Linked DNA regions of Mus musculus: region 2 is linked to region 1. A link is a loop called in an ENCODE intact Hi-C map of the cell type or tissue named here. Cell type or tissue: left cerebral cortex. All regions are shown on one strand. Links, peaks and the distances in the headings refer to the core of each region. The heading gives the core; the rest is flanking DNA.

Region 1 (15,871 bases), core at 5,043-9,042:
AGAAGGTCACACCACCCTCTTTAATCTACCAAGCAGGTATTACAATTCTAAACACATACATCAAACAGAGATGTGGCCAAGCATATAAAAGAAAGAGATGGCTCAGTGGTTAAAAGCACCGACTGCTCTTCCAGAGGTCCTGAGTTTAATTCCTAGCAACCACATGGTGGCTCACAGCCATCTGTAATGGGATCTGATGCCCTCTTCTGGTGTGTCTTAAGAGAGCATGGTGTACTCATATACATAAAATAAATAAGTAAATAAACCTTTTAAAAAATGTAAAGCTACAGATTAACCCAACACAGCAATAATGGGAGGCTTTAATAATGTGCTCCTATGTACAAGCAGGTCATCCAGACAAAATATAAACAGACACTGGTATTAAATAACATCATAAATCAAACGGACCTAACAGATATCTATGGGAAATTCCACCAAACCTTAAAAGAATACATATTCCTTAGTAGCTCACTGTACTCTGTACAAAATAGAGCACATAGTAGGACACACAGCAAGCCTTAGTGAATACAGAAGATTGAAACAACATCCCATGTTATGTATTACAAAATAAAGCTGGGAAAATACAAACCTCGTAGAGGCTAAACATAATATTAACAATTAATGGGCATGAAAAAAACATAAGATAAAATAAATAATTTACACTGATATGTAACTAGCAGTGAGCTAGAAGTAATTTAATCCCAGCACTTGGATTTCTGAGTTCCAGGCCAGCCTGGTCTACAGAGTGAGTTCCAGGACAGCCGGGGCTATACAGAGAAACCCTGTCTCAAAAAACAAAAAACAAACAAACAAAAAATCTCTCAACTAAAAATTAAAAAAAAAATTTATAAACAAAACAACCAACCAACCTCCCCCGCCCCATCCCAGGACTAGAGGGACTCGGTACAGAATTCTAGCAGACCTTGGAAGGAGAACACCAATGCTAAATTCAAAGTGCTCCATGGACAGAAAGGGAATTGAGACACCCAAACTCTCTTATGAAGACAGACAGGAAGAACTAAAACACAAACTGAAAATGGTTATGTTCTACCCTAGGGCAATCAAAGGGATGGCAAGTCTAATGACTTGTCTTCACATCTAAAGTAACAGGCAGCAAGTGTCCATAACTGAGGGATAATCCAAGTCTCCCATTATTTCTCTTACTCTGTCCTGCTTTTATTTTATAACCCAGGGGTCTCACTCAGGCTTTACTTGAGTACGGCTGGGTTGTAAACACGGAATGTAAGCCTTTGTCATAAACTTAAAGGGAACAATCCATTGAACCAGAGAAACGGGTCCTCCTCTCTTTAGTTGTGTGTGTTTACCTTGAAGGACCCAAGAGCAAGAGACTGGAAAGAGCTGATGGGTGGGTGAAGGGAGAGAGCCAACAAGAGGGTGTACGATAGCACACAGGTAAAATGTATGCAGAGACGGTGAATACTAGGGGCAGAAAGGCTTCAGGAAGGTGATCTCTTAAGAAATCTCACTTTCTGAATTTAATGTTAAAATCACATTAGTTGTCTCCCCGAGAAGCTGGGAACCACTCACAGTTTCTATGCAGGTAGAGCAAAAGACCCTTCAGTCAGCAGACTGGTAACAACCTAATTAAAGATGAATGTCTCTGGGAGAGGAGGTAGAACAGAAAGAGGCGTCCCAAAGTTGGGCTTCTACTATTCTGTACACATAAACTTGATGAAGAGAAACTATGTATAAGAAACACTTCTCAACTTTTTCTCTGCTCTCTAACCCCTAAGCAGACTGTTCTTAGCACACTTGTTATCTAATGAAGAACACATGGAAACAGTGAACAGGCCTCCTGCAGCAGTGCAGGCCACACTACCTCCATCACTTGCCGCGCTGTCAGAGCCAGGCTGAGATGCCAGCTGTTCCTTTGCTCTCTCTAAGCGCTGCTGCAGCTCCTCTGATGTTATTTCTCCTGAAACAACAAAAGAGCACTCATTTAAAAAATAAATAAATAAATTACCAAGCTTTATGAGAACCTGTGAAATAAAAACTTTAGCAACTGGGGTCAGTGAGATGGCTCAGCAGGTAAAGGCACTTACTACTAAGCCTGACAACCTGAATTCCAAGAACCACATAGTAGGAGAGAAAAGATACCTATGGTTGTTCTGTAGCATCTAAGTACTCATTGTCAGTCACACACACACACTCACACACAAACACACACACACTCACACACACACTCACACACACCCTCACACTCTCTCTCTCTCACACACACACACACTCTCTCACACACACATACACACACACTAAATAAAATGTAATTTAAAAAATCTTAACTTACAGAGGATGATCTTTATTATTTTCATGGTTTATAAATCTAAGTTAACAGCAACCCCATGGTGGCTCACAACCATCCGTAATGAGATCTGACTCCCTCTTCTGGAGTGTCTGAAGACAGCTACAGTGTACTCACATATAATAAATAAATAAATCTTTGGAAAAAATTGAAGTTAATAATATTTGATACAGGGCTGGAGAGATGGCTCAGCGGTTAGGAGCACCAACTGCTCTTCCAGAGGTCCTGAGTTCAATTCCCAGCAACCACATGGTGGCTCACAACCATCTGTAATGGGATCTGATGCCCTCTTCTGGTGTGTCTGAAGAGAGCAATGGTGTACTCACATACATAAAATAAATAAATTTAAAAAACTAAAAAAATTAAATAAAATATTTGATACAAATACACATCAATTTAGTCACATGTCATTTATTAATATTTCATTAAAATTGAGATCTAAACTTGAATAATTTTGGTTACCAGAACCTCTAAGTAAGAACCTGTAAGTTAGGGCTGGAGTGATGGCTCAGCAGTTTCCAGCACCCAGACTGAGGGGCTCAATGTCAGCTCCAGGAGACCTGAGGGCCTGGGACCCTACAGCCTCTGCTGGCCTCCTTGGACCTTAACCTCATGGACACAACCCCCCCCCCCCCACCAGAGACAAACAGCAAAAAATAAAACTAATTTGAAAACAACAACAAAAGGATGAGATGTACTCACATCGAGTTTAAGTTTAAAAGAAAATTAGGGAGTAATTTTAGGGAAATGTTCAAATCTTGGTGCTTGAATTCTACCACAATATTTTATTATGTGAGCCACCAACATACAAATATACAAACACACAGACAGGCATATTTCAGCTCGTTTCCTATAAAGTAAATCTGAAAGGAAATGTATAGACTACATTGGACTTTTGGTTGGTCACAATCTAGCTGAATGTTAACACTTCAAATAAGTTAAGAATTAAGTTTCAAATAACAGTTTCTTTGTACAAATATTATGTAAGAGAAATAGAGAGCTAGAGTCTAGTTTAGTGGCAGAACACTTCCCTAACATGCACAAAACCCTAGGTTTCAATCCAAGTGAGGGTTGGCAGTGGAGGGTGAGAATTATGCGTGTAACACTTAATGCTTATGTACACTGGCTTTATAAGTTTGGCCTGTGTGTGTGTGTCTATATATTCAGTATTCTCATGTATTTATCAAACACAGAGGGCAGTGATTTTGTTATACTGCATAATTCTCAGACTCACAAAACAGTACTCAAAGGGAGGCACTCTCTTTACTTTAAATCCCTCCTTTCAATGATAGAAAAATTTCCCCCTTTGCCCATTTCTTACCAGGGGTGCCTAAAAGATTATGGTCTCTCATTAGCCGATAATCTTCATCACTGAGCTCATTAATAAACTGATAATAGGCTTCTTCTCTGTGGAGACGTTCTTGCTGCCATCTTCTCTCATTTTCTTGAAATGAGCTCTCTTCTCCACTCCCACCTGATCTAGATCTAGACGGATCCATCCTGAGACTTCTAGTTTCCTGTTTAAAGAACATGCACAAAGTCAATGCATCAGTCATGAGCTAACATGCTTCCTACTTTTTTTGTTTTGATTTGGCTGTTGGTTTATTGAGGTAAGCTCTTACTATGTAATCCTGGCTGGCCCAGAACTCACGATGTAGGCCACTAACAATCTCTTCATCTGTGATTCACCACTGCCTTTAGAGACTTACTGAACTGATATTCTAAGATTCTAAGAAGCAGTGTTCCCTCTCCTCGTCTCCTCACCAAGGCAGAAAGTCTGCTTCGAGGATAGCACTCAAATGTAGCCCCCACAACCAGAAACTCCCGAGGCTAACCATTCCACACTGAAGGATGGCCTGATACAGACAGCCAGAGCTCTTGTGTGTTTTCTCAATCCTCAGAGCCATGCACAGTGTGTTGTTTCCTGTTGGTTTTCAGTCTCAGAGACATCAACTTTGAGTCTTCAGTAGACACAGTAGGCAAAAATTATTTTCATCTCAATAAATTGCAGTGAGACAGTGGTGGTCATTTTCTATTCACCATCTTTTCTGGAAGGAGTACAGGACATCATCATCTACAAAGACGGTAGACTGTACTCCTAACTATCCTGGGATGCACAATGGAGCCCTCTGTACATCACAAAGACAGTGGGCTGTACTCCTAACTGTCCCAGGATGCACGAGGGAGCCCTCTGTACATCAAGAACATGTATTATTCAAGCCTAAAATTTTAACATGATGAATGCTTTTAGACACAATTTCGAGAGACAAAGATAAATTTTAAGAAGATGATCAATTTAATACTCAGATATGAGATATATGTGTTGAATTGTGTCTGACTTGGTGATAACTTTTAAAGCAAAGGCCTAGACCTACTAGCTCCTAAAAGTTGTTTTGTTGTTGTTTATATGTTGAGTTCTTTATTGTAAGACTTGACACATGCATTTGACTAGTGGATGCATTTAAAATAAATAAATAAATAAAGCCAGGCGGAGGTGGCACACGTCTTTAATCCCAGTACTTGAGAGGCAGATTTCTGAGTTCGAGGCCAGCCTAGTCTACAGAGTGAGTTCCAGGACAGCCAGGGATACACAGAGAAACCCTGTCCTGAAAAGCCAAAAATAAATAAATAAATGAATAAAATAAAATAAATAAATAAACTAGGCAGGCGGGTGGTAGCGCACACCTTTAATTCCAGCATTCAGGAAGCAGACGCAGGAGAATCCTGAGTCCAAGACCAGTCTGGTCTACAGTGAAACCTTGTCTGCAAAACCAAAAACCAAATAAAAAATGCAAACAAACAAAAACAAACAACCCTCCTAATTTTAAAATGCAATGCTAGTTAGTTGTCTTAGGGTTTCTATTCCTCCGATGAAACACCACAACCAAAAACCAAGTTGGGGAGGAAAGGGTTTATTTACACTCCCATCACTGGAAGAAGTCAGGACAGGAACTCAAACAGGGCAAGAACTTGGAGGGAGGAGCTGATACAGAGGCCATGGAGGGGTGCTGATTACTGGCTTGCTCTGCCTGTTTTCTTATAGAACTCAAGGCTACCTGCCCAGGGAAGCACCACTTACAGATAGTGGCTGGGCCACTAACTGAGAAAATGCCTTACAGCTGGATCTCATGGAGGCATTTCCTCAACTGAGGCTCTTTTCTCTGTGATGACTCTGGCTTGTGTCAAGTTAACACACAAAACCAACCACTAAACTAGGTGTAGTAACACATGTCTTCATTCCTAGCACTCAGGAGAGAGGCAGACTAATCTCTGTGTGCTCCAGAGCAGCCTGGTCTACAGAGTGAATTCTAGAACATTCAAGAATGTGTGTGTGTGTGCGCGCACACACACACACACACACACACACATATGAGACCCCTTGGGGGGAGCAAGATTCACTCAGATGTTAATTTAATTAATAATATCAAAAAGTAAAGGATTTCCATTTGCACTGCAATCAGTAACTATTAGCAAAGTGCATTTTTGGTGGTCACAGCAGAAACTTGGTTTTTTTTTTTTGGGTGGGGGGGGTGTTTCGAGACAGGGTTTCTCTGTATATCCCTGGCTGTCCTGGAACACACTCTGTAGACCAGGCTGGCCTCGAACTCAGAAATCCGCCTGCTTCTGCCTCCCAAGTGCTGGGATTAAAGGCGTGCACCACCACGCCCAGCTTAGAAACTTGATTTTTGAAACAGATGTTTAATAAGTGGAAATCTAATGACAAAAAAAGTCAAGTTCTTTAAAATATTAAAAAACCAGAGATCTTCTCCTCCAAGGCAATATTCTTGGATTAACTAAGCATAAGTAAGGCAAAATGAATACCTTATTTTCCTTTGAACATTCTTCTAACAGATGAGACTGTATCCATGCTTCTGATGTTTGTGCCTCTTTTGAGAGCTGCTCATCTGAATAAAAACAAAAGTTGTATTATTCAGCAAACTGCCTCTTTGAAGTCCCGGAACACCCAGTAGTCTCCCGACTCCTCTGCAAAGCCAGAGCTAAATTCTCCAGAAGGTTCTGTTATACCATCATCTAGGTAATTAGAGACTCATACAATTAGATAACAAAAAAAAAAAAAAAACCTCCCAGAAGGTCTCTCCTCCTACACTGTCACCGCTCCGAGGATTGCGCCTCCTCCTTTCTCAAAGGCCTTCGTACCGTATCACGTTCCCATCTGGGTGTAGCTAGGGTTAGGTGAGGAAGTTAGTTTAGTTCTAAGCCTTCACTTCGTTGTCAACCGCCCCCACCATCCCGCTACTGGTTCTTTTCCTTATCCTGTTAATCGAGGCCCCCGACTAGGGTTAAGATGAAGTCCCTACTCCAGTAAACGAACTGGACTCAGGAACCCGACCAATCTCACCTCAATCTAGCCTCAAGTAACGCTTCCCCTGCGACCTGGATTTGGCTTTGGGGCCGGCCAATCAGCAACTAGCAAAGCTCAACCAGCAAGCAATAAGCCAATCGGATAAGAGGTAAGTGTCTCTCCCCTCGGAACCCCGCCCCCTAGCACGTCCTCCTCTCCGAGGCGTCTCCCGGAAGTAGTAGTGAGACTCACCAAATGACCCTTCCCCCGCCCCGTGTACCCAACGCCCCCTCCCCCCGACCCCACCTCCAGCGCGATGACCCGCGGTTGTTCTCACCGAGGCGGCGAGGGGGCGGAAGGTTCTTGGCCGAGCCTTCGAAGGCCGCTACGCCCTCTAATCTTCCCCTGAGGCGCGAAGCTCAGAGTCTGTGTTGCTGCTCGGAGTCGACCTGGCGGAGAGAAAGCTAAGAGAGGAGCGTCCGATCTCCGGCCTTCTCGCACCGCCTCGGAGAACTAAGACTGGCCACCGTCTGCAGCGACCCTGCCGGTGCGTCTGGAAACGGCGCTCCCCGGAAGCCGAGCCGCGGCGCCCGAGTTCCGCATCTGCTGTGCGCAGGTCCGGCTGTCGCGGGCTCGGGTCAAGGCACTCAGAGCCCGTGGCGGCTTCAGGACCGAAGGCGGAGGCGCCTTTCCACCCTTTGGAAATGCCAGCTCCTCTTCTCGTATTTCAGTGTCCTTTGACGAAGTCTGGAGAAAAACGCATCTGTCAAGCTGTTCGTTGCTCATTACTACCCGGGTTAACTACCCAGTTTGAAATTTTCCCTTAGTGTAGTTCACTGGGATGAGGAAACTAAATATCAAGTGCTTGTGATGAGAAAGCACTTCGAAGCTCCCAATATTAACCATTCACGTTCTTTCTCTCCCGCTATCCCTTGTCTAATTTCTTTTTTCATTATATGACACCAGATTTACCCAACCATTTCTTGTGGTCCTGGTAGGGCCCTTTCCTGACACCCCCATCAGCCAAATGGCTTAATCAGTTTAATACGCGCATACTGCTGTGATTCATAACTCTTTCCTCCCTTCTTTCATTATTGAGTGACTTTGTTTTGTTTTGAGACGGGGGCTCATATAGCCCAGGCAGGCCTTTAGCTGGTGAGCTTCTTGCCCTTCTTAGGGATGTGCTACCATGTTTGCTGGGTGCTTTGTTACCATGATGTAGCAAGCCTTAGCATCAATGAAACTACTAGAGTAAAAGGTGATACTGTCTATCAGGAGGATTCCCCTCCTCTCTCCCCATCTGTTTAATATTTAAAACATAGGAGAGTGTTACAGATTTCTCCTGTAGAAAAGTGACCCCAATTGGGGAGACCAATGGCTTTAAAGTGGGTTGGGTCTTATTTAGGGTGTCCTGCTTGGTGATTATTTTCTCTCCCTTTGAATATTGATCCAAACTGTCTATATGTCCTTTTATGTTGTTGTTCTGAGGATAAGACTTTCCTTTGAGTTTCCTTCTGGAAGTAAGGTTATTGTTGGAGTTCCTTTCCCCAACTTCATCAGGGAGCTATGTGATGGAGACAGTGGTGGGTGTATGTCTCTGTGTAGCCTGACTTTGTTTTTTTTCTAGTATCCAATTGCTTCATGATTCTCTAAAGCTTTCTTTGTATAGCTCTATTTGGGATTGTGGTGGTTTGAATAGGAATGGTCCCCGTAGATCCATGTGTTTGAATGCTTGGCCATAGTGAGTGGCACTATTAGGAGGTGTGGCTTTGTTAGAGGAAGTGTGTCACTGTGGAGGCAAGGCTTTGAGGTTTTAGATGCTCAAGCTACAGCCAGTGTGAAACATATTCAGTCTCCTCCTTGCTGTCTGTGTATGGATTAAGATGTAGAGCTCTCAGCTCCTTCTCTAGTACCATTATCTCCTGCACACTGCTATGCTTCCCACCATGATGCTAATGGACTAAACTTCTACAACTATAAGCCAGCCCCAATGAAATGCTTTCCTTTACAAGAGTTGCCTTGGTCATGGTGTCTCTTTACAACAATAGAAACTTTGACTAAGATGGGGAGATGTCTATTTTTTTTCTTACTCTGACTATGTCTTTCAGAGGCACACATCAAGCCAGCCCTCTCATCTCTCACCTTACCTTGAAGTCCCTTCCATTTCTTTTTAATACTGGAAGTGGGACTTGTGAACAGACGTTCCCCCCTCCCCTCCAGGGACATGTTAAACACTCTACAAGGCAGATTGGTTAAAAGTTCCATGATTGTGTTACAAGTCAAAGCCAAATAACCCTGGGATATCTCTCGCCATGTCCCCCCACAATAACCACTTATCACCCATGTCTGTGTGTAACCTAACGTCCTTGTGACTAGCAGGTTAGGCCTTATGGAAAGTCCCTTAGCTTCCACCAACTCAAAATAATCTAAGCAGATAGCATCTGTGGCCAGTAGCACATACTTTCCTGCTTTTACGAGATCTGCCTGCCTGTTAACACCAACCTCCACCCTCCCTCCCTCCCTCCCTCCGTCCCTCCCTCCTTCCCTTCCTTCCTTTTGTCCTTCGAGATAGGGTAGCCCTGTGTAGCCTGGGTGTCCTTAGCTTTATAGACCAGACTGGCCTTGAACTCAGAGATCTGTCTGCCTCTGCATCCTGAGTGCTGAGACTAAAGGCGTGTACCACCAGATTTGGCTTTATCCATCAAGGTATCTTGAAAGTATCTCAATTTTATTTTCTTTGTTCTGTTACTATAAAACCATCATGAGCTGGGCAGTGGTGGCGCACGCCTTTAATCCCAGCACTTGGGAGGCAGAGGCAGGCGGATTTCTAAGTTGGAGGCCAACCTGGTCTACAAAATGAGTTCCAGAACAGCCGGGGCTACACAGAGAAACCCTGTCTCAGGGGAAAAAGAAAGTCATGAATCTGTTACTGCTACGGAACATGGTATTTGGAATAACTGAAATCTGTCTTCCCAAGCCGTGGCCGCTCACATTTGGCTCCAGGACAAACTCATTCTTTCTGAGGCTAGAACTGCTTTTGCATTAAGGGGTTTTGGTGGCTGAATGTGGAGCCCCAAAGATGATCCAATTTCGTAATAGGAGTCACTGGATTGTTGCCAGGCTGGGCCTCTAGTGCCAACTGTTTGGTGTTGATTCCTCAGCGGAATGCTGGTGAGTTGTTTCTGGGACTTAGACCTACCTTGGTTTGCTTTATTTTGCACTGGTTGTGAGGATCCTCTTAGTTTGGTTACTTTATTATTCTCCCTGTTTGCTTAGGGAGCTCTTTGTTTGTTTAAAGTCATCTGTTTCTTTTGGTTTCTGCCTGTGCCCGGTTCGGTTTGTTTGCTTTCAGGACATTTGGTTTGTTCATTTGCTTTCGGCTTCTCCTCCCGTGTCTAATTCATGGAAGGAGGAAATGTTCAGAGAAAAGCTGCCATGTGGTACTCCAGCTGGTTTTATGTTTGATAATTGTGTTAGTTTAACTTATATGTATTTGGAAAATGGGGAAATCTAAAGATAACTTGGCTTTATGTATCTCTTCATTGAAACATTTAATCCAAAATTGGATGGGGGTTGGGGGGGGGGGGAATACACACACACAAAACTAAAAACCCCAGAGAATTTAAAGTGAATAGGCAGCCTGTTTTGACTTAAAACAAAACAAAACAAAACAAAAACTTACATAAAAAAGAATTGATAAAATTGGTAGTCAACACAAGTTGACAGGCTCACTATATTGAAGTTAAAAGGAGCTATTAAAGATCAATAGGAAATTGGTGAGAAAATGTTAGAGATTAAAGAAATTTTGAAAAATTGAACTCTTCTCAACTCTCTATCCCTCCACCTGCAACCCCTCCCCTGCCCCGAGTCAGGGTCTCTCTGTGTAGCCCTGACTGTCCTGGAACTCCCTTTGAGGATGAAGCTGGCCTGGAACTCAGAGATCCACCTGCCTCTGCCTCCTCCTGACTTCTGTGATCAAAGGTGTGTGCCATTGGCACTGCAGCCACCGCAGCCACCACCACCAGGCTCAACTCTCTATTTTCATTCATATTTTTCTTTCTTTCTTTCTCTTTTAAAGATTTATTTATTTATTTTATGCATATGAACACACTGTAGCTGTACTGATGGTTGTGAGCACCAGAAGAGGGCGTCAGATCTCATTACAGATGGTTGTGAGCCACCATGTGGTTGCTGGGAATTGAACTCAGAACCTTTGGAAGAGCAGTCAGTGCTCTTAATGTCTAAGCCATCTCTCCAGCCCATATTTTTTCTAACCTTGATTTTTTTTTCTTCTTTGTTTCCAAGCAGAACAAAAGATTTTTGTAATCGTTTTAAAAATAAAACTTAAAAACTTCATGTGGTGGCACATAGCATTAATCTTACCACTAGGGAGGCAAAGGGGGGGGGTGGGGAGGGATCTGAGTCTTCAAAGCCTGCCCGGTCTATGGAGTGAGTTTCAGGACAGCCAGGGCTACACAGAGAAACCCTGTCTGAAAACCCAAACCAACCAAACCCAAAAAAAAAAAAAAAAAAAAAAAAAGAAGAGAAAAGAAAGAAAGAGAAAGAAAGGAAGGAAGCTAGAAAGCAAGAAAGCTAAGAGATTCCATAGCATATTTAAAATAGGTATTTTAGAATTACTTTATAGAACGTGTTGCCTGTGTGTATACACGTGCTGCACATGTGCATGGTCCCTGCTGGAGTTAGAAGAGGGCATCGGACCCTCTGGAACTGGAGCTATAGGTGGTTGTGAGCCACCATGTGGTATTGACAAATGAATCCACATCCTTTTCTACAACAACCTGTATTCTTAACCCTTGCGTTACCTCTTCAGCTCTAAAAAGTTTGTATTTCTAAAGGCAAGACTCTGCTGCCTCTCTCTGTCTTTCTCTCTCTATTTCTCTCTCTCTGTCTCTCTCTGACTCTCTCTCTCTCTACACACACACACACACACACACACACACACACACACACACACACTAGAGTCTCTTTATATAGCCCTAGCTGTCCTGGAACTCACTATATATACATGCTGACTTAGAACTCACAGTTATCTGCCTGCCTCTGCCTTTCAAGTTCCAGGATTAAAGGTGTTTACCACCATGGCCTTGATTAACTCTTAAATAGAAAAAGATAATGCATTAGTTACATATATTATTGAAGAGACCAAATACCCCAAGCTATGTAAGAAAGGAATTACTTTGACTATGAGTTCAAAGTATAGTACATCATGGTTGGAAAATCACAGTAGCAGGAATTTGAGGCAACTAGTGCTCAGCGGATTTCTAATTTTATTTAATCTGGCCCATGGTATTGGGGTGGGTTTTGAAGACAGGTTTCTTTCTCTGTGTAGTCCTGGCTGCCCTGTAATTCAGAAGTTCTGCTGGCCTGCCTCTGCCTCCCAAGTGCAGAGTTAAAGATGTAGGCCAGACAGCCTGGCATGAGGTGTGTCTTATTTGTAGACTTTGATGGGTGACATCTTCTCTTCAGGCCTTCTTTCCTATTTTCCCAATGAAGAGGGTTAGTGTGATGTTTTGAATATGCTTGGCCTTGGGAGTGGCACTATTAGGAGGTATGGCCTTGTTGGAGGACATGTGTCACTGTGGGGTGGACTCTGAGACCCCCCTCCTAGCTACCCATGAGACAATCTTCTGTTTGCCTTTGGAAAAAGATGTAGAATGCTCAGCTCCTCCAGCGCCATACCTGCTTGGACACTGCCATGCTTCCTGCCATCACGATAATGAACTGAACCTCTGAACATGTAAGACAGCCCCAATTGCCTTTATAAAAGGTCATAGTGTCTCTCTGGGCAATGGAAACCCTAACTAAGACAGTGGGTTTCTCTTTAACAATTACAGATGCTTTGCTCACCGTCTTAAGGTCACACTTTTCCTAACTGAGCTCTCCAGTTTTCTTGTCTTTGTCTCCACTTGTCACGTTTTCCCTTGTCAACACAGGGATGAGAACAGTACATGTGACACAGAGAGAATGTTGTCCTGTCTGGATGTTTCCTCCACAAACGAATTAGTCTCTTGCCTGTGGCTTCAGCATCACTCGTGTTCTTGGGACACGGGCAGAATGCAGCTACATCCTTGGCTGGAACTTTAGATGGGTCATCCCTATCCCAGTTCCTGATAGCCCTGTTCCCCCCTGAAGCCTCACAAGCTAGGTCTCATGTTCTTCTTTCATCATTTCTGTCTACCAAATTTCTACCAGGATGACCCATTTCACTCCGGTTACCATATTCACAGTCTTTTCTAGCCCAAAGTCCCAAACTCTCTCACATTCCTCCTGTAAACCAGCTGTCAAGGCCTAGGACCTCGCATGCAGGTTTATAGTATCACCAACTCTACTTTACATACCAATCTTCTGGAGTAGTTTCTTAGCTCGTTGTTGTAATCAAATGTCTTGACTGATTTTCTTTTGGCTCACAGTTCCTGGGTAGAGTCCAGAATGGTGGGAAAGTTATGGTGGCGTGTTGAAAGATCCTGCTAATAAAGTTGTAGTTCCTCATAACTCTTGGAGCTTGGCGCAAACTGGAAGACTCCCTTTCTCCTTGGGACTTCCTCTTCTCTGCCTCACTTTGTCTGGACAGCATCTGTAGTCCCTAAGCGATGTGCCACAAAATCCATCCACGTGGCGGCCATCACCTCCTTCATGCCCCAGCCTATGGGCCGTGGTAAGATGCCCCTGCAGGAGCTCCTATCAAAATGGCAGCACCATGACACCTTCTCAGCCTGCAGCTGTCACTGGAGCTGTCCACGGTGGCCCATCTCCCTTCCCACCTCAACGGGAGCTGCCCCTTAGAAGCTGTCCACAGTGGCAACACCTTTCCTGCCTCAGCCTACTGCCAGTATGAGGAGCTGTCCAGGGTTCCGACATCTTCTTTCCTGCCTCAGCCTATACGATTTTGGTGAAATACCACTGCGGAAGCTGTCCCACAGGAACTGTCCTCAGTGGCAGCACCCCCTCTCCAGTCCCTCCCAGCAGCTCCACAGAGGTGGTGTCTCAGAGAAAGCCAGATATGGTCAGGAAGGACTTCCCACCCTAACCCAGAGACCTGATGCAAGGAAAGGGGAGGGGGCGTGAAAAAAAGCCACCAATCTCTGAGCAGAACAACCCCCCCCCCCAGCTTTCCACAAAATCCCTCCAATCCCTGAGCAAGAGAACACACCAGTCCTAGAAGAGGAAAACCCACCAATCCTCACTCTGGAAATCTCTGTCCTGAGAAGCTCCGCCTCCTCAGAAACCCTATGTAAGCACTGTCCCTTGGTCAGGTCCCCGGCTATCCTCTCCCAGCAACACAAGGCAACCGCAACCGTCCCTGGGCTCATCCCTCCACATCCTGGAACCTCCAAAAAAATCTCTTTCATGAGAGTTTTCTGCCTGGAGTGACTCTCTCATTGGAAGAAGCCAGGAAGAAAAGAAGCAATGAAGAGAAGTGAAGAGAAGGAGCAGGGTTGAGGCTCCTCAGCTCACCCAAGGATACCCTTCCCCAAGAGCTGCAGCACCTCTGCTGAGGAGCCTTCCTCTCAGAGCTGTGTGGTTCCTGCGCTCCCGTGTCTCAGGTGCCCTTCTGCTGGCATGCCTTTCCCCCTTGGAGCTGTGTGGGTCCTAGGATACCCTCCCATTCTAGCAGAAACATTTACAAGGGTAACATGGGAAGTCTTGGTGGGAGGAACAGGAAGAGGGGAAGTAATGTAATTATAATCTCCAAAAAGAAAAGAAGACATACCTACCCTGCCAGGTTGTTCACAAAAGTGCACACCATTTTTGTTCGTTTGCTCAGCACTTGGCCATACCTGCTGGACCTTCATGTAAGTCTGTTGGCTCACAGGCGATTACACTAGATTCCTCCCAGGGACCTAACAGTAGCTTATGCCATCACCTACTGCCAGGTCTGGGCTACGTATAAAAGGACTACTCGACACCCCTGTTGTCTGTCTGTCTGTCTCTCTCTCTCTCTCTCTCTCTCTCTCTCTCTCTCTCTCTCTCTCTCCCTGTCCCCAAGTGTTCTTGGCTGGTCTCTCTCCCTATTCCTGCCCTTCTTTGTCCCCCCTTCTCTACCCTCACGGCTCTGCTCCCATCTGTCTGCCTCTACCCCTTTCTAGGTGCTCACCCCCTTCAATTCCCCCAAATAAACCTTCTTTATATCAGATTTGTTTCATGGCATGATTTCTCAGGGGGCATCATGGCATGGGCCTGCCAGGTACACCCCATCCCTCCGCCGTATTATATTTTATAACAAAGTCCTCCAGTATGGAAACATTATTCTTCCTCTTCTTTATTAATTAGTGCAGCTTTGTTGCAGGAAGTGTGACACTAGGGAGTGGGCTTTGAGGCAGCAGAAGCTCAATCTGGCCAATGTGTCACAGTCACTTCCTGCTACCTGCAGATCCAGATATAGAACTCTCAGCTACCTCTCCAGCACTATGTCTGCCTTAACTAAGACAGTACCCCCACATGTCTTAGCTCAGAACCCCTTGACAACATCAAGACTATGCTTTGTATTTCTTACGTCTTTTTTTTAAATGTACGTCCTTATTTTATGCAGTCATTTTGTGAATTTATTATTATTATTATTATTTTGGGTTTTTGAGACAGGGTTTCTCTGTGTAGCCCTGGCTGTCCTGGAACTCACTCTGTAGACCAGGCTGGCCTTGAACTCAGAAATCTGCCTGCCTCTGCCTCCCAAGTGCTGGGATTAAAGGCATGCGCCGCCACCACCACCTGGCTAAATTTATTTTTTAAAATAGAAATTTTCTTGTTATATTTTTATAACACATGAGCCTGTCTTTAAAAAAAATTATTTATTTACTTTGTGTGCGTGTGTGCGCGCGCGCCTCTGAGTGTATGTACACGCCACTCCACATGTATAGTGCTCACAACTCCCAGAAGTGTGTCAGCTCCCCTGGAACTAGAGCTACAGAGGATTCTGAGCCATCACCATGCGGGTGCTAGGAATCAAATCTGGGTCATTAGAGGGCATGTAAGGCCTATAGCAGACACATTCTTGCTTTACTATCAACGACCTATTTGATATTTCTGCCAATTTATCTGCCTGTGTGTATAAGCGTATTTTGTTTGTTTGTTTGTGTTTTCCGTGACAGGGTTTCTCTGTGTAGCCCTGGCTGTCGTGGAACTCACTCTGTAGACCAGGCTCGCCTCAAACTCAGAATCCTGCCTGCCTCTGCCTCCCAAGTGCTGGGATTAAAGGTGCGCGCCACCACGCCCGGCTATAAGCATTC
Region 2 (15,871 bases), core at 5,161-9,160, 160 kb after region 1:
GTCCTGGTGCGTGTGAAGAAAGCAGAGGTCTATCTGAGAGCATCAATCCTAGAGCAGGCAGCTGAGTCACACATGGTGATTGAAGTAGTACGTCTGGTTTCCTATTCCAACCCGTCAATATCTGTGCAAACGTTTGAAAGCCTTAGCTTCTCCGTGTCTCAAATGGAATGCTCTTAGGAGTGAGGACTAATCCTTTTATGTAGTAAGTACCTCAAGTGGTACCTGGTGCACAGTGAGCACTAAAGCAGTGTTACTTATGATGACAGTGTTAGCCTGGATAGGACCCTCATGGCCCTGCAGACTCATAGCCTAAGCCCCTTTGCATGCCTCTTTCTCTGTCCAGAGTCCTCCTTCAATGTCACCTCAAGGTCACAGCCTTCACTCAAGCCTGTCTTTTCTGAGCCTCCAGAGGTTATAATTCTCATCATCTTCAACACCACAGACCCTCCCACGCACCCCCAAACAGCTCTGCTATGCATCTCTGCACTTGCTTAGGCCCCACTTTGGGGAACTGCACTGCCTGTCACATGCTAGGAGGGACACTAATTGTGTGGACTGAATTCCTCACCTTTGAGATGATCAACTTGTCTGTTTAAAAAGTGTCAACGAAGGCTGGACAGTGGTGGCACACACCTTTAATCATAGCACTTGGGAGGCAGAAGCAGGTGGATCTCTGAGTTCGAGACTAGCCTGGTCTACAGAGCGAGTTCCAGGACAGCCAGGGCTACACAGAAAACCCTGTCTGGAAAACCAAAGACACAACACACACACACACACACACACACACACACACACACACACACACACACACGGGAGAAAGAAGGAGAGAAGAAGGGAAGGAGGGAGGAAGAGAGGAAGGGAGGGAGGGAGGGAGGGAGGGAGGGAAGGAAAGAGAAGTATCAATGGGAGTTTTCACCCGGGGAACCTGCAGCATATGAGCCTAACCGTCTGCCTTAATTGAGTGGTTCACCTCGCTGCCTCACACCTACAGGGGATATTAACCTTCGCTTAACACTGCGATCTTTGATCTGTGGGAAGGCTATGACAGAGGGCAGGCAGAGCCACCTGGCTCACTTTCTTAATCTGTCATCAGAGTTAAGCTCTATCTGACCACAAACTCTGATGGCGCCTGGGTGCTCATAACTGTGCATCTCATTCTTGGGCTGTTTTAGTTGGAGAAGCTGTGCAAAGCTGCGCTCTTGGCCTTCAGTCAGCAGCTTTATATTTAGAGACACAAGATGCTAAATCTGCTAGCGTGTTCTCTTCTATTCGCCTCCCACATGTCTTGGCAAATAAAATGTACATCGTTTGTTAGTCTCCATCTAGACCACACTTCCCATTCACAGGTCGCCTTCTGTCGGTCAGAGGCCACAAACTCTTAACTGCTGTGCTGGATCTGCCAGCCAGCCATGATTGGCATAACAGCACCTAGTCGCACAAGCCTTGTGGACTGAGATGACATTATCTAAAATGAAGATTCAGTGTCATGGGCTTAATGTTTTATCTGTTTTAGTTAGGGTTTTATTGCTGTGAAGAGACACCATACCACAGCACCTCTTATAAAGGAAAATGTTTAACAGGGGCTCACTTACAGTTTAGTCCGTTATCCGCATGGCGGGAAGCATGGCAGCGTGCAGGCAGACATGGTGCTGCTGGAGAAGGAACTGAGAGTTCTACATCCTAATTCTCGGGCAGCAGAAAGAGACTGTGTGCCACACTGGGTGTAGCTTGAGCACCAGGGGACCTCAAAACCCACCCCCGGAGCAACATACTTCCTCTAGCAAGGCCACACCCACTCAAACAAGGCCACACCTGCTAATAGTGCCACTCCCTGTGACCAAGCATTCAAACACAGGAGTCTATGGGGCCATTGCTATTCAAACCACCACAGTGCCCTTTTGGAACATGCAGAAATCATGTCTTCACACAAGGGGCCTACAGTACTAACAGAGCAAAGGCCTTAGACACATGGGCTGATGCACATAAAGTAATAAGAGAATATTAGAATCTGGCTGCCAGGGTAGGGCTTTGGGACACTGTGTCCTAGCAATGTTCTCCATGAAAAGACAGAGATGAGGCAATACTCTTTAGTGTATGTCAGAGCGCTAGGACTTGGGGGTGATGTGGGTGGGGTGGGAGTGTTAATTCTCTGATTCTGAACCCAGGGTCTTTGCGCATCCTGAAGCATCCATTATTCCTAATTTGCTTGGGCGCTGGCAGCTTCCTCTGCACGTATTGAGGGGAGTCAAATACAGATTCCTGGCTGCTTGATAAGGTGGAAAGCAGATCCCTAAACAGGGAGGTTTGAGGGTTTAAGTGGGCAAAGGTTTTAGGAGTGAAAACTGTATGGTATGTTGATTATAGAAGGCTTTTAGTCTTCATGGTAATGGCTGAAATGTAATAGGGATAATCTGTCTTAATGACTTCGTGTAGTCTGACGAGGGAAAAAAAAACCACATTACTTGGTTGACTGTAGAGATGAGTTAGGGAGAATAACAATAATCCCTGATGAAATTCCAAACCTGAATTCTACGGAGACGAAGGGTGGATTAACGGAAAAATGGGGCAACGAGTAAGAAGGATCGCAACTGCGGTCTCTCTGACGTGCCAAGGATGTGAAGATTATATGGCTCAAGTCTGCCTCTCAGAAGTCTGGAATTTCAGAAAGATTGCGTAGGGTTTTTTTTTTTTTTTTTTTTTTTTTTTGACAGTGTCCCCAGCCCTGGCTGCGCTTGACCTCCTCTGTCTTCCCTGAGTCACTGAGGGAAGCTGCTGTTAGCTCAGCTTCTCTGCAGTCGTGGATAGATGGTTAGCCGTAGCTGTATTTAGCTCAACAAGGACTGATCACTAAGCTCTCAGCAGCTGATATCGACACAGAGATTCTTCCTCCAAAAAAAAAAAAAAAAAAAAAAAAAAGGTGTTAAAGACTGTGATTTTTGCATTTCAGTAGACAGATAGGAGATAGGTGGATGGACAGATAGGTGGATGGACAGATGGATGATTGGCAGGTCAGTGGGTGATCTTTTGCATCTAAGCATGTCGCATGTCTGTATGTAACGGTCCACGTCCTAGAGAGGAATGGGAGGAATGTGTAAGGATCCTAAGCTGGGTTTGAGAATGAAGGCAGCTAGGATATTTTGCCAGTCTCAGCAGGGTGTTGTGTTGTGGTAGACGCCTTTAATCCCATCGTGTGGGAGCTAGAAGCAGGTGGATCTCTGTGTTTTAGGCCAGCCTAGTCTACCTAGTGACTTCCAAGCTAGCTGAAAGAAAACCGTACCAGTTGGCATATAAATAATACGCTTACATCTTTCCCAATTCTTGATGTAAAACTGATTTGAGACAAGGTCTCATTACACAAGAGTTGCAGGACAGCAGGGGGCTACATGGTGAGACCTTGTCTCAAATGGGTTTTACATGGAGAGCTGGGAAAGGCGTTCGAGGGTGTCGATGATAAGCCAGGAGGTAGTCTGTGGGCCCATGCCTGTCACAGAGAACAGGAATCCACAAGAACACACCAATTCCTTATCTGGCATTAGAGTCCAGTCTCGTCAAAACTATCAAAATGTAACTAAGAATAGAGCCGCGGCTAATTAGTTTGAAGTTGTCAAAGCGATGTCACAACACAAGATGTTTTCACACCATCTAGAGAAGAATCAACAAGACGAGTCCAGCATTGCGGTGCCTGTATGCTGCTCCAAGAACAGGAGTATCCCTAGTGTCTCCGGTAAAGCCTGCTACCATGGAGACTGAAGGACCACCCGCGGTCAGAGGAACTGATGCACACGGCCTCTTAGCTGTCAGAGGAAAACCCAGACTGTGGACTGGAGCCTCCCATAACACTGTAGGTCCAACACACGCTGAGCCTAGGCTTCTTATCTGGTTTCATTTCTCTGGGGCTGTGTGTACCTCTCACCCAGCCCATGTCAAGCAGTATGAGCTAGATGTTTTCCTAGATGTTTGACTGAAAGAGACCGCGGACCCCGAGCTCATGCACGAGCTGAGAAGATCTGTGTCTCGGGACCGGGGATGCTGGGTCAGCGGCAAAGGATGGTGTAGTGTTGCTTCTGCGTCCAGTCGCTTTTCCCTCTGTCCCTATGCTTCCCACCCCCCCCCCCACCTTGATTAATAATTATGGCAATACCAGTTTAAGGTTCCTTTTTTTTATTAGGGATCCTAATGACAACAGAAAGCAATTTCACTTGGTGTGGCATTCTACAGAGTGTCTCCCAGCTTGCCTCTCAAAAATGCATACTGAATACAGTTAGTGTTTCATAGAAACCAACAAACTTGATAATCTCACAGGGGGGTGGGAGGCTAGTGGACCTGTCACAAGGATTACAAAATTGACTAAAACAGCCCTTCCTTGGCAGCTGGGACCTGTTACCTCAAGCAAGTCACTTAATTTCCATACATCGTAGGTACCTGATCAGATGGTGCATATCTTCTTTTCAAGGGTTTCTCTACGGAAAAATAAAATTTAACAAACATTCAAAATCTGTGAGAAATATTTGTTTTGCAAGCAAAGTTGTTACATGATAACTCATGTATATGGGCTTAGGTGGTTAAATAGTTAGCCCCCCTCCCCCAGGCCTAATGTCAAGGGGATCTGATAATGAAGGCAACTTATTCACGTATCATCTGTCTGGGATTTATTTTTTTTCCACCTAAGGCCTGGGCAGCCTCTATCTCCCTGCCTCACTGCAGCAATCCTCCATGACTGCCACAGGTAATCTTGCACAGGATGCTCTGGAAGAGTGCGTGGGGATATTTATTTTAGAAGCAAACTGGGTATAGTAATAACACAACCAATAAAATGAAGACTCTATAGTTGAATAGCCAAATTTAGGGCCATCAGAGGGCCATTGTCTTCTGCTATACCAGCCTGCAGGGTATATTTTAAAAATAGAATTCTTTATTGGAAACTATAGGCATATCCCGTGACCTATTTTTTATTTGTTTAAAATATGTACAGTGAGCCCTATGTTGCACTACAAATGTGGATTTAGTCATTTGCAGGGCACCCCTTTGTTTGCTCAGTAGAACACCGACTGGAAACACATTTTCTCCAGGTAATTTTTTATGGGGAGGGTCAAATTTTCAACACTATAGTAATATGCACCTGGAATGATTCATTTGTAAATAAAAAGGTTAATTGGGATGACAGTATTGAATGCTTAAGTCCATGATGGCTTGATCTTATTGCTTTGAGCTTGTGGTGTGGCAGAACTTAATGGTGGGAGCTAAAAAGAGCCAGGGAAAGGGCAGGGTTCCACAACTACCTTTGAGGAAGTGGCATGACCCCAATAACCTAAAAGCCTCTCATTAGGCTCCACCTCATCTTGCGTGTGCCCAACTGGCCAGGAAGAACGACGCTGCAACAGGATCCTTCTGCACACGTTTATTGAGAGAGCTTGATTGCAGAGGCGAAGTGACCCCAAGCCCAGAACTGGTGCTGCTTATATAGGCCTAGGAGAGGCGTGTCTCACACCCGGATTGGTTGTGCTTGGGTTATGCTTACCACATCATTTGCATGCCTACATCTGATTGGTTAACTTCTCTCTCATCTGATTGGTTAACTTGTCTCTCATCTGATTGGTTAACTTGTCTCTCATCTGATTGGTTAATTTTGGTTAATTCTCAAAGCCTCATCTTGGCAAAAGAATCTTTACTGCCTATGTATGTGTGGTGGCCAGCAGTAGCCAACTGCCACTCTGCAACTGCCACTCTGTAACTGCCACTCTGCAACTGCCACTCTGTAACTGCCACTCTGCAACGGCTTCCCACAACCTCACATGACTCTTCCATTCCATCTTTAATCATTGGATATTTGGGGGTAAGGGGAACATTCAAGATCCTAACTGCATCAGTTATGAAGGGAATTGATCCTACCAGTCACAAAACAGGAAGAGGAGGGGATGATAAGAAAGACATTATCAGTGTTTATTGGTCACCGCATAGCACCTTCTTAAATTTTGTTTTATGTGTATGGACCTGAGTGTATGTATGTGCACCCAGAGGCTAGAAGAAGGCATTGGATCTACTGGAATGGGAGGTGTGACCCATCATGTGGGTTCTGGGAACAAAACTGGCTGCTTCTGCCAGGGCACCAAGTGTTCTTACTGCTGAGCCATCTCTCCAACCTCTGCCTAGCTACTTATATATAGGGACTTGGAAACACCAAGTCACTTTCCCAAATAAACAGTGGATTTGGAATTTAATCCACATGTGCTTGTATGGTAGTTTGCATAGGTATGCCTCTCATAGACTCATGTATTTGACTGCTTGGCCCATGGGGAGTGGCACTATTAGGAGTGGTGGCCTTGCTGGAGTGAATATGGTCCTGTTGGAGGTAGTGTGTCACCATGGAGGTGGGTTTTGAGGTCTCAATTGCTCAAGCCAGGACTATTGGGGCATTCATTTACTTTGGAGGCCCTAAGATCAAGATGTAGAACTCTCAACCTCTTCTCCAGCACCGTGTCTGCCTGTAAACTGCCATGATGATAATGGACTAAACCTCTGAAATTGTAAGCTGGCCCCAATTATAAGAGTCGCCGTGGTCATGTTGTCTCTTCACAGCAACAAACCCCTAAGGCAGCTGGATTCAAGAGGTCATGTTCTTTGCATCCCATCCTCTGCTCCTGAAGGTTCTAGAATCCAGAAGAGCTAGCTGACCAAGGAGTTGTATCTAACTGTATCCTGTGCTTACCTTGTGTCTAATTGCATCCTGCGTTTACCTTGGGGTACTTGCTGTTTTAGCAACCAGATGACTTTAAATCCTGATTTTTTTCCATGTCTCTTCCCTCAGCAAATTCTGTGCTACGTATCTGCCTCATGAGTGTAAGAAGGAACTGTGTTATGGCCGACAGGACTGAGTAGTGTAGGGACAGGTAACATGCATTTCCAGACCAAATGGAGCATCATGTTCTGCCAGCCAATAGTCACATGGGATACCAGCATCTTCCTGGGAAAAAATGTAATTTATTTATTTGAATTGTATGTGTATGGGTGTTTTGCTTGCATGTATATCTGTGCATCAGGTGTATGCAGTACCCAGAGAGACCAGTAGAGGGCACCAGATCCCTACCTGGAGTTAGAGATGGCTGCGTGCCACCATGTGAGTGCTGGGAATTGAACCCAGCTAGGTCTTCTGGAAAAGCTCAGTGCTCTTAACTGCTGAGCCATCTCTACAGCGTCCTCCCGGAATATGGAAGTCTATTCTCCACATGTACACCATGGCTGTCTGCAAGTCTGCTGCCTTGGAGGCCTCGAATCTATTCACTCCTCTCTCCTCTCCAGTGTCCTCCTTCCCCTCCCTTCAGCCCCCTTCCTCCCCAGTACTCACTTGCGCGCACGCGCGCGCGCACACACACACACACACACACACACACACAGACACACACATACACACACACACACATATATATATGTATATATATGTATATATGCTTCACACATAAGAAGACACATGAGCTATTTCTTTCCTCTTCTCACTAGGCTCTCTTATCATTTAGTCCCCTTTCTTCCCTCAAAGAGTCTGCATTATACATTCATTTTATATGTGTTTGTGTGCCTCTTTTCATATTTCAAAATCCATATTTTACACATGAAAGTAAACATGATATTTATCAATCTGTGTCTGGCTCACTTCAGTAGCATGAAAAAATGTCTCCAACTCCATCTGGTTTTGTGTAGGTGACATATCATTCATCTTTTATTTCATGTGCACGTATGTGCATGTGTATGTGTGTGTGTGCATATGTGTGTGTGCATGTGTGTATGCATGTGTGTGTGTGCATGTATGCATGTGTGTGTAAGTATGTGTGTGTGTGTGCATATGTGTGTGCATGTATGCGTGTGTGTGTGTGTGTGTGTGTGTGTGTGTGCGCTTGCATGTGCGCGCCACATGTTTGCATATAGAGGTCAATCTTGAATTCTATTCCCCAGGACCCACTCACCTTTTATTGTTTTATGAAACACAGTATCTTCCTGGGATCTGGGATTTCCAATTAGTCCAGCCTAGTAGGTCAATGAGTCCCAGTGACTCACCTGCCCCTGCCTCTCCGTGTTGGGATTACAAGTGTGTGATGTCACACCTGGCTACTTTTATCCACATGGATGCTGGGTATCAGATTCAGGTCCTCATGCCTATAGATCAGCAATCTGCCAGTTGAACCATCTCCCCAGGCCCCAGTTTCACGCCTCTTTATGAACCCACTAAGTTCTATCTCGATTGCCTGGACATTAGTTATTGTTAGAATATCATGAATATTCATTGAACAACCACAAGCTAGCTGCTTAGCATGTGATTGCAGTTGAACATTCAGGATGAATAAGAAATGTTCTCCTCCAAGGAGAAATTTCCAATGTTATAGGGAACAACATTAAAAAAAAAAAAAAAAAGGCCCTAATGTTAATGCCATGGAAAGCCCAGAGGAATGGCAGATGTAGTCAGGGTCAACTCCCCAGGAACACTTCAAGGAAAAGTGATTTTTTTTTTTTGAGCTACACAGAGATGGTCGAGCCCTCCCAGATAAAGATGGGCAGCGGGGATATTCAGATTGAAAATGTTGAGCATTTGTGAGGAGAGCAGAATTCACCTTGCAGGAGTGGGAACTTCCACCAAGGACTTTTGAACAGGAGACAGATGTGACACTCCTGTCCTCCTGTGTGAAGACAGGCCAAAGGAGTATGAAGGAAAGGCAAATAGGTCAGAGGAATTGGTTATGCTGACCTCAGCTTGAGTAGTGGAAAACCCTGAGAGGTGTGTGTAAGCATGTGTTTTTTACAACCTACTTTAATAAGGGTTCAACCTCCCCTCTAGCCCACCACCCACCAGAGGCAGAGGTAGTGGAAAATGAAAGGTTATTAGGATATGGAGGAAGTGGACCTGTTTAGAAAGTATTCTGGGCAATTCTAATCTTTGTTCTTCTCAGTCCAGTCCACTAGCAAACACCAAACAGTAATCAGCAGCTGCAGACCAGTCCACTTAGCAGACACCACACTCGAACCCCTGCAAGGCTCGCCAATCAGCCTGAGTCCAAGGAAGCAGCAAGAAAGCTGCAGGAATTTCTTGAGTTCTTTGATGAGTTTCTCTCTTTGTAGTCACCACAAGCCAAGCTCAGCAACACAATGAAAGACGAACCGATACGTGCCTGTCATTAGGTTAGTGAAGACTAAAGAGACAGAGCAACCTGAACCAATTCTCAAGCTCCCACTGTACCTGGGTTCCCGTTTATATCCTTTCTAAACATCATGTGTCCTTTCACATGTTTGCTCTAGCAAAACATCCTTTCACCTGTGGGTATTTTCGTCTTCTCTAACATTGCTTCCCTCGTGATAAGATTATCAATATGTTGCCTCGCTGCTGTGAAGATTTAAAAAATGGATCTTTACATAACTGGAGATTATATCCCTATGAGAAATATAGATACAGATTTAGATGACCCTTGGGCCAGGGTACGTATAGATACAATTTTCTTAATTTTAAAAATGATTTGCTTTTTACTTTTGCATATGAATGTCTGCGTAAACATACTTGCAGAAAGGAGGAGAGGGCACCATTTGTCCTGGAACTGCTATGTTTGGTGCTGGGAATTAAATCTGGGTCCTCTGCAAGACCAGCAAATGTGTTTAATTGATGAGCCACCTCTCACTCCCAATGATGATGATGATGATTTTGAGATTGGGCCTCACTATGTTGGCTGACCTGGGCTGTGTACGGACACCATATTGGACAGATTGCCTTGAACTCATAGTGATCTACCTGCCTCTGACCCCCAGGTCCCCCCCCCTTTTTTTTTTTTTTTTTTTTTTTTTTTTTTGGTTTTTTGAGACAGGGTTTCTCTGTATAGCTCTGGCTGTCCTGGAACTCACTTCATAGACCAGGCTGGCCTCGAACTCAGAAATTCGCCTGCCTCTGCCTCCCAAGTGCTGGGATTAAAGGTGTGCGCCACCACCGCCAGGCCCCTTTTTAAATTTTTTTTTTCTTAATTTTAAGGAAGGAATGGTGAGTAGGTGAAGATTTATTCATGGAACTAAATTAATTCTACAGCACCAAAGGATCTGTAGTCATGATTTCACTTCATTCTGAGAGCAAATACAAGTGAATGTGTCAAAAGCACTGACAATTAGTATGTCTTTATAATTTGATTTCTTACATATTTTAATTATATCCTCTTAATTAGTGGCATCTCTTTGTTCTTCAGCTTTCCCCAAAGTGAGACTGAATTCAGCTCCTGATGCAAAACAGCGTGTAATTTGTACGAAAGATGACATGCTACTAAGTTCAGGAGAATGACAATTGTTTTTCTACTAACAAGTAGCAATGACAAAAGGGAACCTAAACCAATTACTGAGCAAATATCTAATTTATAAAGTGTCTCAAAAAAAGCCCCGGACCCACTGTCAGACTGCAAGTGAGGACAGCTCTAAAACTTCCCTGGGAACCCACCCGAGAGTGTGGTCAGCCAAGGAGCAACGATGGAGTGTCCCAAGAGGGTTAAGACACGTCACTGTGAGATCTTAATAGGATTATGACAGAAAGCTGCTCAGTTATCACAGTAATGCCGGACAGCTTACTGTCCATGGAGGGCAGCGGGCTCCAGCCCGGCCACACCTTTAACTGCTCACTCAAGATTTCATGGGACACTAACAGCCATTCACATCACCAGAATTCTCTAGACACTCCAACACGTTGGAAGCTCCATATGTCCTTTCTTATATGTTAGGAAATGAAGGAGGAAGTTCTGGATTTTAGATTATGTTGAAGTATTTAGAGCTGTGGTTTGGATTTTAAATGTCTCCCCAAAGCCCACATGTGAAGGAGCTGTTGGAAGGCTGTGGGCCCTTTAAGAATTGAGACCTGGCTTTGGATCCCTGTCCTCTGACTGGGCTGCCTAGGCCTGCTGCAACTTGGTATGCTAACTAAGGTTGGTGGATATCCATGGGAAGCCTCTGGGTTTTTGAGGAGAAAGGAAGGAGGGGTGGGTGGAGACAGGGATGGGGTGGTGAGAGGGAGGGACTGGGAGGGGAAGCTATAATTGGGATGTGAACTAAATAAATAACTCAATTAACAATAATTTTTAAAAAGAGCTGGGATCTTGTGTGAGGAGGTGGGTTACTGGGGACATACCTTTGAACAGAACGGGATAGTGGGGTCTCCACCTCTTCTGTTTCTTTTCTGCCCACTATAAAGCAATCTGTGTGGTTCCTATCATGATGTTCTGTCTCACCATGAGTGCTAAGCCACAGAGCTAAGCAAACACAGGTTTCAGGTTCTGAAACAATAGTCAAAATATAGCCTTCCATTTTTTTACAGTTAATTTTCCCAGGTAATTTTATTTTCTTCTGTGACAGAAAGCCAACACACTTAGGGTCAAATGTCTTGGTGTTTGCAATTCTTTTTCGATTAGCTTAGTTAAATAACCTATGTGTCAGAAGGAAGAGAGGGGGTAGAGAGGAGAGAGGGGGAAGGGGATTGGAAGGGGGAGGGAGGGAGGGAGGGAGGGAGGGAGGGAGGGAGAGGGGGAGGGGGAAGGGGAGAGGAAGAGGGAGAGAATGGGGATGGAATGGAGGGAGAGCAAGGTGTGGGGGAAGAGGTGGGGGAAGGAGGGGGAGAGAGGTGGGGGAAGGAGTGTGTGGGCTAAGGGACTAAGTAAGGCACTTACAGGGGGACAAGCCGTATGTGGCATAAGGCAGTATGTGGACAGCAGACAGGGACAGAATAAAATGGGCCTTCACTTTATAAGTCCTTGAATTTTCCTTTACATTTGGGAAATTTTTCAATATAAAGCTGTATAAGAACTTAATTATCGTGTGTAGAAGGACTCTAAAGAGTTACCAGTAACGCAAGGGGAATGTAATTTGTGACTTCAACAAGGCAAAAGATGACCTTTTAAAAAGATGAAATGTCGTCTCCATTGTCTTCACTACCATGTCTACGAGTTTGCCATTGTCAGTGATGAACTCATTTTTAAAAGGACGTCTGGATTTACAAAATAACAGAGGCAGGTGCAGATTTCCAGGCACTCATGCTCTCCTTCCAGTTTCTAGGGATAAATGTGTTAGTGAGGCGTGAGGCTACCATTTGCACGCGCACGGTGATGTGTTTTTATTAAAGAGACCCCACAGTTTACACTAGAACTCTTCATTCTCTGGATTTGGACAAATGTGGGCCATATACACACACACCATACATGCCATACACGCCATACATGCCATGCATGTGCGCGTACACACACACACACACACACACACACACACACACACACACACACAGTAATGTCTTCTCCACAGTAACTTCATTGTCCTAAAAGTTTGCCCTCCACCTATCCAATCTTTGCTTTTCTCCTTCCCTGACCCCTGACGACCACTGATATTATGCTTTCCATATTTTTTACTTTTCCAGAATATCACATTTTCAGGATCGTGTAACACATAGCTTTTCCCGATTGTCTTCTTTTACTCAGCTATGAGTGGTTCTCCCATCTTTTTGTGGCCCCATTGTTCATTTCTTCTTCTTGCACTATATGGATACATCACCCACTACTTACTGAGGACATCTTAGTTTCTTCTAGTGTTTGGTGATTATAGGCAAACATTGAAGCAGAAGTTTTAAGATAAAAAATTATTTATTTTTATTTTATGTGTATTTGTGTGTGCCTGAGTATGTGTGTGTGTGTGTGTGTGTGTGTGTGTGTGTGCGCACATACACCATGTACATGCAGTTCCCATAGATGCCAGCAGATGGCGTCTGGTCTCCTAGAACTGGAGTTCAGATGGTTGTGAACTGCCTTCTAAGGGTGCCGGAAACTAAACCCCTGTCTTCTGCAAGAGCAGCAAGTGCTTTTAACCACTGAGCCATCTCTCCAGTCCAAGGTGTAAGCTTTTGTATGCACAAAAGTTTTCAACTCCATTGGATACATTTCTAAAACTGTGTTTGCTGGGCCCTATGAAAAAAAATGAGTCTTTTTTTTTTTTTTGGTATGAAACTGCCAAATTGTCCTCCAGAGTAGGTGTACCCTTTTGCATCCTCAGCAGCAGTGCACAAGCAGTCCCGTGGACCTGCATCCTTGCCAGCGGCTGGCATTGCTGCATTTTTTGGATTCCAGCCTACCCAGTATATATGCTATGCTATTTAGGTTTTGTTTTAATTTATAACTCCCTATTGGTATATGCGGTGGTACATATGCCTATTCAGTTCTTGTATTTGTTTTTCCACGTTCATTTTGACAAAGGATCTGCTCATTTTTAAAACTGTATGTGTCATTTTCTTCCTGAGATTCCAGTAGCTTCTTATGAGTGAGTCAAATGGGAGACTCAGCCAATGAATTTATTCATTTAGCAACTTTGACAGGTACTGGCCATACATAGGCTCTGCACATTTGTTCCCTCTTATTAACATAAACTGAATGTCTTTCTGTCTTAAAATACATAATACTTTTTGGCTCCTTTGAAGTCACTTGACATGGGTCTGACTAGCAAACAGAAGGTGCTCACTGGGGCTTCACAGAGTGTTAAAAGGGTGTGGAAATTGCTGGTCTTTTGTCCATTGTCTATCTACTGTTTTCCTGAATGGGATGCAATGTCTAGAGGAGCCATCTTGTAAAGATGATTGATGGTAAGCGTCACATGATAAGGGATATATTACCGTGACTCTAAAAAGTCTGCGACATGTGACAACATGGTGATGTTGTTGCGGAAGCCCGTGTGTTTGCTCCAGACTTTTTGTGTAGATATGTAGTGCATCTGAAGCAATTCCAGTGTGTTGAGGACACAATGCTAACTGTGGTGGTTTGAATATGCTTGGCCATGGGAAATGGCACTGTTAGGAGGTGTGGCCTTGTTAGAGGAGGTGCATCTCCTCGCTGTGGGGGTGGGTTTGAGGTCCTATGCTTAAGCTCCACCCAGGGCTGAAGAGAGCTCCTCCTGGCTGCCTGCAGAAGACAGAGTCTCATCCTGGCTGCCTTCAGATCAAGATGTAGAACTCTCAGCTTCCTTTCTAGCACCACGTCTGCCGGGATGCTGCCATGCTTCCTGCCATGATGATAACGGACTAGACCTCTGACACAGCCATCCAGCCCCAGTTAAACATTTGCTTTTATAAGAGTTGCCTTGGTCGTGGCGTCTCTTCACAGCGATGACACCCTAACAAAGACACCAACAGTAAGTTATATGTACTACATACTCTGTTTGACACAGTACAAGGTATCTCACTGGACATAAGCAGAGAATAAACTGAGTTTGTCAGGGAACTGGGATCTAAAAGGAAGTGACCCGATGCAGCAAGTGTCAACACTCCAGAGCCGCACCATTAAGGGTCACGGCATGTTCAGAGTTAAGTAAGTCTAGAGGCAGCTCAGGTAAGGCAAGGGGGACTGAAGTGAGAGGACTCAGTAAATGTGACTAGCAACCACAAGAAAGGCAGTCTGGATACTCCTGTATCTTCAGATTTTTGTGTCCTCCATCAATGACCTGAATGTACGTAAATACGTATGGTAGCTGCTTCCCTGGGTAAGAGCAGACGAAAAGGAGGAGAGGCAGTTGTAATTTGAATGTCAAGTTGTCTTTGGGCTGGGCATAAATATATCCCCGTGTCAGTGTTTATAATACTGGAGAGCTGACGTCTTGTTTACCTGTATATTCCAAATTGCTATGATATGGAAAGCGAGGATAGAGCTCTAAAAATCCCTTGAAAGCAGTGCAGATTTTGTGAACGGTGCGTGTTTTTTTCTGCTATCTTTGTGTCAGTGTGAACTCTGCTAAAATGTCTACCAACTGTTAGGCATTTACTACTGGCTTGTTTATCACGTCTTAAAGACCACCCGAATCAGTTTTCTTGAGCTTTTTAAATATAGCTTTCTATTTTGTGATTCGATTTGTAAATAAAGACAGAGGACATGTGTAACATTCGTGTTTTGATGCAGTAAAGCTCATTTCCTTTGGAACTTAGGAGAACACGCTATCTTCTCCCCCCCCCCCCCCGCAACCCCCACTTTCTCCTGGTCTTGTTTATTTTTGCCTCAGTTATCCCGCACTACCGGAGACCAGGATAAGTTGGTGGTTCAAGACTACCCTATTTAATAGGCTGTGTGTCTCGTAGGTGGGGAGAATAGGATTTGGAGACGGTGAAGACCAAGGGAAGAGGAATCTGAACATGAAAAAGATGGAGGGTTTTTGAACCTCCAGGGGTTAATGCCAACTGATGACAGGGCTATAATCCTATCAGGCTTGGGTGAATCCCCAGCCCTGCACCGTGTCCGAGGACATACAGGTAGGTAGACAGCCCTGTGTTACCAGGGGCCTCAAGATCCAGGTGAAGGGTAAGCTACAGGTGGGGATCCGAGGGGTCTGCAGATAGAGGAGGTACCCAGGCCCCTTGGTTACCCACCTTGGAGGAGGAGGCCTGAGGATGCGCCGCCTTCTCCGCAACGCCCCGCCCCCGCAGCGCCTACGCTGCCCTCTCCCGTTGGCTCTCCATTGGCCGCAGAGCTCGCCAATCCAGCCCCCTGGCCGTGAAGGGGGCGTGGCCGCGCGGTGCCGGGCCGGGGGCCGCGTCTGTCGCCGCTGCGCGCTGCGGTGCGGGCGGCAGGACGATGAAGCCGGGAGCGCGGCGCGGTGAGTGCGGCTGTGGTCCTTCCCAGGCTCCGGGCCGACCTCCGGGGGACGCGGGGCGGGATTCCGGGGGTGCCGCGCTCGGGCTGCCGACCTGCCCTGGTCCCTCCCGGCCGCAGGTGGCGCCGCATCCTCCTTGCGCATCCTTCATCCCGATTGCTCCCGTCCCGCGTGCGGCCTGGCCTGCGCTGGGGTCCTGCGGGCCGCGTGCACCGAGGCTCCGGCTGCTCCCGGCCTGGTCCATGGCGCAGCCTCCCGG

The links. Hi-C counts contacts between places; a loop is a spot of excess contacts. Peaks named below come from ENCODE experiments on the same cell type or tissue, not always from the same donor. Only the 100,000 strongest peaks of a DNase experiment are listed, where the experiment ranks them.
Region 2: it touches region 1 in a loop (3-fold over the local background); 1 of 42 quality-filtered maps calls a loop at or near these places.

The regions. Positions count from the first base shown.
Region 1 is chr5:146,214,257-146,230,127 of GRCm38, forward strand. Rnf6 (ring finger protein (C3H2C3 type) 6) reads right to left here and starts at 7,201. Exons shown (of 5, transcript NM_028774.3): 1 at 6,964-7,201; 2 at 6,146-6,228; 3 at 3,645-3,840; 4 at 1,841-1,936. The coding sequence starts at 3,822. Gm38745 (a long non-coding RNA gene) reads left to right here and starts at 9,461. Exons shown (of 2, transcript XR_868694.1): 1 at 9,461-9,797; 2 at 13,058-14,779. In left cerebral cortex, for the core only: a CTCF peak has its summit at 7,159; DNase peaks (open chromatin) are centred at 6,787 and 7,167; H3K4me3 peaks cover 1,773 bases; H3K27ac peaks cover 941 bases.
Region 2 is chr5:146,369,724-146,385,594 of GRCm38, forward strand. It overlaps Wasf3 (WAS protein family, member 3), which reads left to right and starts at 15,283. Exons shown (of 10, transcript NM_145155.3): 1 at 15,283-15,615. In left cerebral cortex, for the core only: a CTCF peak has its summit at 7,063 (motif pointing right); a DNase peak (open chromatin) is centred at 7,050.